Regions from separate parts of the Homo sapiens genome. Here region 2 is linked to region 1. Evidence: read pairs that join two places in POLR2A ChIA-PET (ENCODE). Cell type or tissue: PC-9. All regions are shown on one strand. Links, peaks and the distances in the headings refer to the core of each region. The heading gives the core; the rest is flanking DNA. Region 1 holds the start of B4GAT1 (beta-1,4-glucuronyltransferase 1). Region 2 overlaps PACS1 (phosphofurin acidic cluster sorting protein 1).

Evidence for each region. Peaks named below come from ENCODE experiments on the same cell type or tissue, not always from the same donor. Only the 100,000 strongest peaks of a DNase experiment are listed, where the experiment ranks them.
Region 2: POLR2A ChIA-PET joins it to region 1 with 9 read pairs; 3 of 35 experiments call an interaction of 5 or more read pairs at or near these places.

What each region holds. Positions count from the first base shown.
Region 1 is chr11:66,346,952-66,349,860 of GRCh38, forward strand. B4GAT1 (beta-1,4-glucuronyltransferase 1) reads right to left here and starts at 678. Exons shown (of 2, transcript NM_006876.3): 1 at 1-678. The coding sequence starts at 594. B4GAT1-DT (B4GAT1 divergent transcript) reads left to right here and starts at 1,040. Exons shown (of 2, transcript NR_135761.1): 1 at 1,040-1,119. TRS-GCT3-1 (tRNA-Ser (anticodon GCT) 3-1) reads left to right here and starts at 1,169; the gene lies at 1,169-1,250. RefSeq lists a silencer at 722-1,311 and an enhancer at 1,338-1,838. In PC-9, for the core only: no CTCF peak of the experiment used is centred there; a DNase peak (open chromatin) is centred at 1,180; H3K4me3 peaks cover 1,432 bases; H3K27ac peaks cover 826 bases.
Region 2 is chr11:66,187,617-66,190,525 of GRCh38, forward strand. The region is part of intron 1 of PACS1 (phosphofurin acidic cluster sorting protein 1); the gene reads left to right. LOC105369354 (a long non-coding RNA gene) reads left to right here. Exons shown (of 2, transcript XR_950219.2): 2 at 1,951-2,620. Among named protein-coding and RNA genes, the nearest start is that of KLC2, 69 kb to the right of the region's middle. In PC-9, for the core only: no CTCF peak of the experiment used is centred there; no DNase peak of the experiment used is centred there.

The sequences.
Region 1 (2,909 bases), core at 173-2,672:
ATTAATCCCGGGCTGGGCCACCCTGGCTAGCTTGTCAAAGACCTCCTGGCAGGACCGCAGCAGGGCAAACTCCCCCGGCTCCCGGGGGTCGGGCACGGCTGCCTCGTAACGCGAGGGGCACACGAGGTGCATGGCGACCCTGGCGCGCATGTCGGGGCAGTGGCTGCTCAGCGCGTAGGCCAGCACCGTGGCCAGCTGCGCCTCCTCCTTGGTGGCCGCGAACACCGACACGGACAGCGGGCCCTCCCAGCGCTCCAGCAGACCCGACAGGTGCAGCAGGTTGTCCACGCTGGCGTGCGTGGCCAGGATCACATCGTTGGGGTCCATGGTGGTCTTCAGCAGGCCCCTGTAGACGCGGTAATCGCCGCTAGCGTCCAGGACGCCTCCAGAGGCCAGCGCGGTGCGGAGCTGCGCCTTGACCTGGTCCACGGACCGTGGGGACGGGGGAAAGAACTCAAAATATTGGTCTTGCTCCTCCTGCCCGTGCAGTCCGGACAGCAGCGACAGGTAGAGCAGCTGCAGCATCGCCACCAGCATGAGCGCGGCCAGCAGCAGCTGGTAGAAGGCGCACCGGATGGCGTAGGACATCTGCATGGCTCTCGGGGCTCGGGGCGCGCAGCAACGACCACCCGGCCACAGACTACGCCAGCGGCCGCAAGCCCGGATTTACCGCAGCCTGCCGAGCGCAGCCGAGGCGAGCCGAGGCCAGCCGAGCCCCGAGCGCCGCCCCGCCCGCCGCCCGCCGCCCGCCGCCCGCCGCCCGCCACCGCCCCCAGCCCCCGGCGCGCCGGCTCGCCCCCTACGAGGGAGGAGGAGCCACGGCCCCGCCGCTCGGCCGCGCGCCGTGCAGACGCCCGCCCGCCCGGGCCCCGCCGGCTTCCCGGGACGCACTCCTCTCCCTCCCCGCCGGCGCGCGCACCCTGGACCGGGCGCGCCCTGAACGCGCGGCGCGCTCGGCCGGACTCGGAGGGAAACCGCGGCAGAGCTCGGCTGCAGCGTGGTAAAGGATGGCGCGGGCTCAGCAGAAAGGAAATCAAAACGCTCCCTTCCTTCCGCGGCTTCTTCTTTCCCTGTGTCCGAAGAGGTCTGCGTTGCGACTTACGTGGTAGTGCTTGGAAGGTGCGGAGTAGATGAGAGATAAGTGAATGTGGACAAACCTGTCACGTAGGACGAGGTGGCCGAGTGGTTAAGGCGATGGACTGCTAATCCATTGTGCTTTGCACGCGTGGGTTCGAATCCCATCCTCGTCGGCCCTGTTTTATAGAGGTTGGGGGGGAAGCATCTACATTTTCACATCCTGCCTATTTGGAGCAGCAAGCTGGAGGTGCGAGGGGTGAGGCATCTAAATTTTCACATCCTGCCTGTGGAGCAGCAAGCTGAAGAAAACTGAACTGGGGGTGAGAGTGGAATTCGATCCCAAGTCTCTCTGGTCTTTATCCACCACGCATCTCCTGCCTGCTCCTACTTCAGGTGTCTGTAGCTCTGGGCAGAGGCCAAAGGTGTTTTCTTTCCTTCTAGAAAGAGGGCCCAGGGGTTGGTGGCACGGAAAAGACTAGAACCGGGATTCTGGCCAGTGTGAAGTTGGGGGCCAACGTATGATCTGCAGGAATCAGGGAAGCCCCCCATTGGAGGCATCGCCCTCCCCGTCCGAAGTAGTGGTACTTGTCCTACTCTCCAGCACTTCTCCTAGGGCGGAGACCTTGTGTCCACATGCCCTGCTCCCCAACACACACAATCTCTTTTTTTTTTTTTTTTTTTTTTTTTGAGGCGGATTCTCGCTCTGTCGCCCAGGCTGGAGCGCAGTGGCGCGATCTCGGCTCACTGCAACCTCTGCCTTCCAGGTTCAAGCGATTCTCCTGCCTCAGCCCCGAGTAGCTGGGACTACTAGCGCATGCAGCACGCCCGGCTAATTTTTTGTATTTTTAGCAGAGACGGAGTTTCACCGTGTTAGCCAGGATGGTCTCGGATCTCCTGACCTCCTGATCCGCCCACCTCGGCCTCCCAAAGTGCTGGGATTACAGGTGTGAGCCACCGCGCCCGGCCGCACACAAACTCTTAAGCAGAAGGCTTTGAACATTCCAATATCAGGCCACTATACTCTTAATAAGTATTTGTGGATTAATTCATCTGTGGACTCTTTAGAACAGGAGAGGCCGTGGGAAGGGCAGACACTGCCACTGCTAAATCAATTACCGTATATTACTCAACTTTTTAGGCTGAGCCAGGGAGGCCCCTATAGGGCAGAGTGCTCTGAATCTTGGGATGTCAGGACAGACTGGGCAGGGCTTCAAATAAGGATAAAGTGTTTGTCCCACTATTCCACAGGCAGTAGGGTGCCAAGGTTGTTGAGTTGAAGAGTGATCAGAAAACCTTTATTTTGCAGCCCAGAGCAAAAACACACACTGAGTACCTGGTCTCTGCCAGGAACTGTGTTAGGCACGAGGGATGGGCCTTGGAGGAGACACAGGTATTGTCCTTGAGAGTTTCCACTGGTGACCTTGGCTGTAAAGAGGAGAAAAGTAAGTGCAGATCCTTTCAGCACAGGCCTTATAGACTGGAGGCTCAGAAGTCAGACATGCTGCCATGTGGATTTTCTTTGACCTCCTCAGTGTTTTATTTTTTATTTATTATTATTATTATTATTTGAGACAGAATTTTGTTCTTCTTGCTCAGGCTGGAGTGCAATGACGCGATCTTGGCTCACTGCAACCTTGCCTCCTAGGTTCAAGTGATTCTCCTGCCTCAGCCTCCTGAGTAGCTGGGATTACAGGAGTGCACCACCATGCCTGGCTAATTTTTTGTATTATTTTTTAGTAGAGATGGGGTTTCATCATGTTAGCCAGGCTGGTCTCGAACTCCTAACTTCAGGTGATCCACTCACCTTGGCCTCCCAAAGTGTTGGGATTACA
Region 2 (2,909 bases), core at 243-2,742, 160 kb before region 1:
GTTGCTGCAAATGACAGGATCTCACACTTTTTTATGGCTGAATAGTACTCCATGGTATGTGCACACCACATTTTCTTTATCTGTTCCTCTGTTGTCGGACCCCTAGGTTGATTCCTTCTCTTGGCTATTGTGAACGGTGCTCGGTAAACATGGGGGTCTGCATTGTCTCCCTGATACAATAATTTCCTTTCCTTTGAACCGATTCCCAGTAGTGGGATTGCTGGATCATGTGGTAGTTTTATTTGTAGTTTTTTGAAGGAACCTCCATGCTGTTCTCCATAGTGGCTGCACTAGTTCACATTCACTAGTTACAACAGTGTAGAAGAGTTCGCTTTTCTCTGCATCCTCTCCAGCATTTGTTATTTTTTGTCTTTTTGATAGTAGCCAGCCCAACTGGGGAATATGATACCTCATTGTGGTTTCGATTTGCGTTTCCCTGATGATTAGGGATGTTGAATTTTTTTTTTATATGTTCGTTGGCTATTTGTATGTTTTCTTTTGAGAAATGTCTGTTCAGATCGTTTGGCGATTTTTTTAATCGGATTTTTTTTTTTTTTTTTTGGCCGTTGAGATATTTCAGTTCTTTGTATATTCTGGGTATTAATCCCCCCATCAGATGAGTAGTTTACAAATATTTTGTCTTATTCTTTTCACTCTGTAGATTGTTTCCTTTGCTGTGCAGAAGCTTTGAACGTTCTTGTACCTGTCTTGTTGTGGTGTGCCTTCCTTTCTCTTGGGTTCCCTTGGGAGCTGGTTATAGGAGTAGACACACACAAACACACACACATATATGTAAAATCTAATCAACTACCAAATGGTTTTCTCGAGTAACTGTACCATTTTCCACTGTCCCCAGCCATGAGTGTAAGTTCTGGTTACCCTACATCTTCACCAGCACTTGGAATTATCAGCCTTTATAATTTTGCTGTAAAATTATTTTCTGCTGTAGAAAAACCAATTAAAGCAGGAGTGTCATCAGGGAAAGACTCTTCTCTTCAGGCCTTGTATCCTACATTTTCACTGCATGAGAAGCGCCCACCAGTGAAACACAGGGTAGCAGGAAACCTGGGGTGGGCAGCTAACTAACCCAGCTTCCTAATCACTGAGACTACTTCGTTACAATGTCTTGCCAGACACAGTCAGCATGAGTCATCCTCACAACTATATCTAGGAGTCTTTCCATCAAATGTGTGCAAATGCGGGTTTATGGAGAAATTTATCTTACTTCCTTAGTGTTCTCTGTTATATTAAGGTATATGTTAAAAAGTTCATTTATAATTAAAATAATTCTTCTAATTTGCTAATAAAATGCTTTATACCAACTTCAATTGGTCTCTGGACTGTGATAGGCCTAAGTGTGCATCATGTCTTGACTACTTCCTATGTGACCTGGGGACATTTTCTTAACTTCCAGCATCCGTATCTGTAAAATAGGTATAATACCCACCTCTTAGCATTACTGTGAAACTTAAAAGAGATAATGAAATGCATGTCAGGCAACTAGTACCTGATAGATACTGAATGAGGGATAAACATTTTCTTGTACTTTGAAGAATTAGAATACATTTGAGTCCCCAAGTACCCTTGAGTCATGCCATTGAAAACAAACAAAAAAAAATCCTGTTGAACTGATTGCCACAGGTTTCAAAATCAGTGTGTTGTGTGGCATTTCTGTGAAAACATGGAACATATCCAGTCTTGCTGTTGCTTTACCTAAGGTACTAAATCTTTCTTGGCCATCTTGTTAACATGAGGTGCCGTGGCATAAAGGTCTGTCTTGTCTATTTATTCAACAAATATTTATTGGTCTGTGATGTTTTTTCCTCCTAACATAATTCTGCCATATTATCCTATGATGTTTTATATGTTATGTAAGAGCCTTCTGGGGCATAATAGAGCAGCAGCACAGAACGTAACGTGATTGTTTGCTTTTCCCGCTGCGCTGTGTAGCCCACATCCTTCTACAACTCCAACAACTGGTTCAGTACCAGGCGCAGAGTGAATGTTCTCTAAATGTGGGCAGTGTTGATGAGTGAAGAATCTTAAGCAGAGAAGAAACTCATGTCCCTGACTGACTCCTGTGAGACGTTTATCTTGCAGTGAGTTTATTCAGCAGCCACAAATCAATTTGAAGGTGGAAAATGTTTGCTTTGAAAACAAGGAAAAACCTAACCCATCAGAAGCGTTCATGATTAGCAGTCTGCAAAAGTTGATCATACACATTGAGTTATCCTCGTCATACCCAACCAAAACAGAGCCGAGAAACTAGGGGAAAGGCACTCAAGGCATTGCTCCAGAAATGGAATTCTCTGCAAACCTGGCTGCTGAAACTGCCTGCTATAACCTGAAACCTGTTTTATCTGATGTCTACTGTGACGACGTGCTGCAGCTCTAAGACTAGCTTTGCCCACCACTCTCACTCACCTATCAGAGATTGCCAGTTTCCCAAAACCTTTCTTGTGCCGATGAACTTTCTCAAAGAGCAATAGTAACATTTCTCTTTTTTATAAAACATCTAAGCTTCTCTTTGTTCTTTGGACATACTGAAGACTACCTGATCTACAGGTATGCTCCCAATTGCAGCAGTTTTTTTCTTCTCAAATAAAACATTTGAATTTCAGAGATTTGTTTCTATTTTATTTGATTTTGGCAAGCCTCAGATGAGGACGAACGTTGGGCATATTCAGTCTTTTCCATTGGCTCATCCCAGTCATGTCCCATTTCATTTTGAGCCATCATTTTTTGCCTTGATGAAGGCACAAAATTCAGTTAAACAATGTACGTAGTTAACTACATTTGTTTTTGTTTGTTTGTTTGTTTGTTTTTTGAGATGGAGTCTCCCTCTGTCACCCAGGCTGGAGTGCAATGGCGCAATCTTGGCTCACTGCAGCCTCCACCTCCCGGGTTCA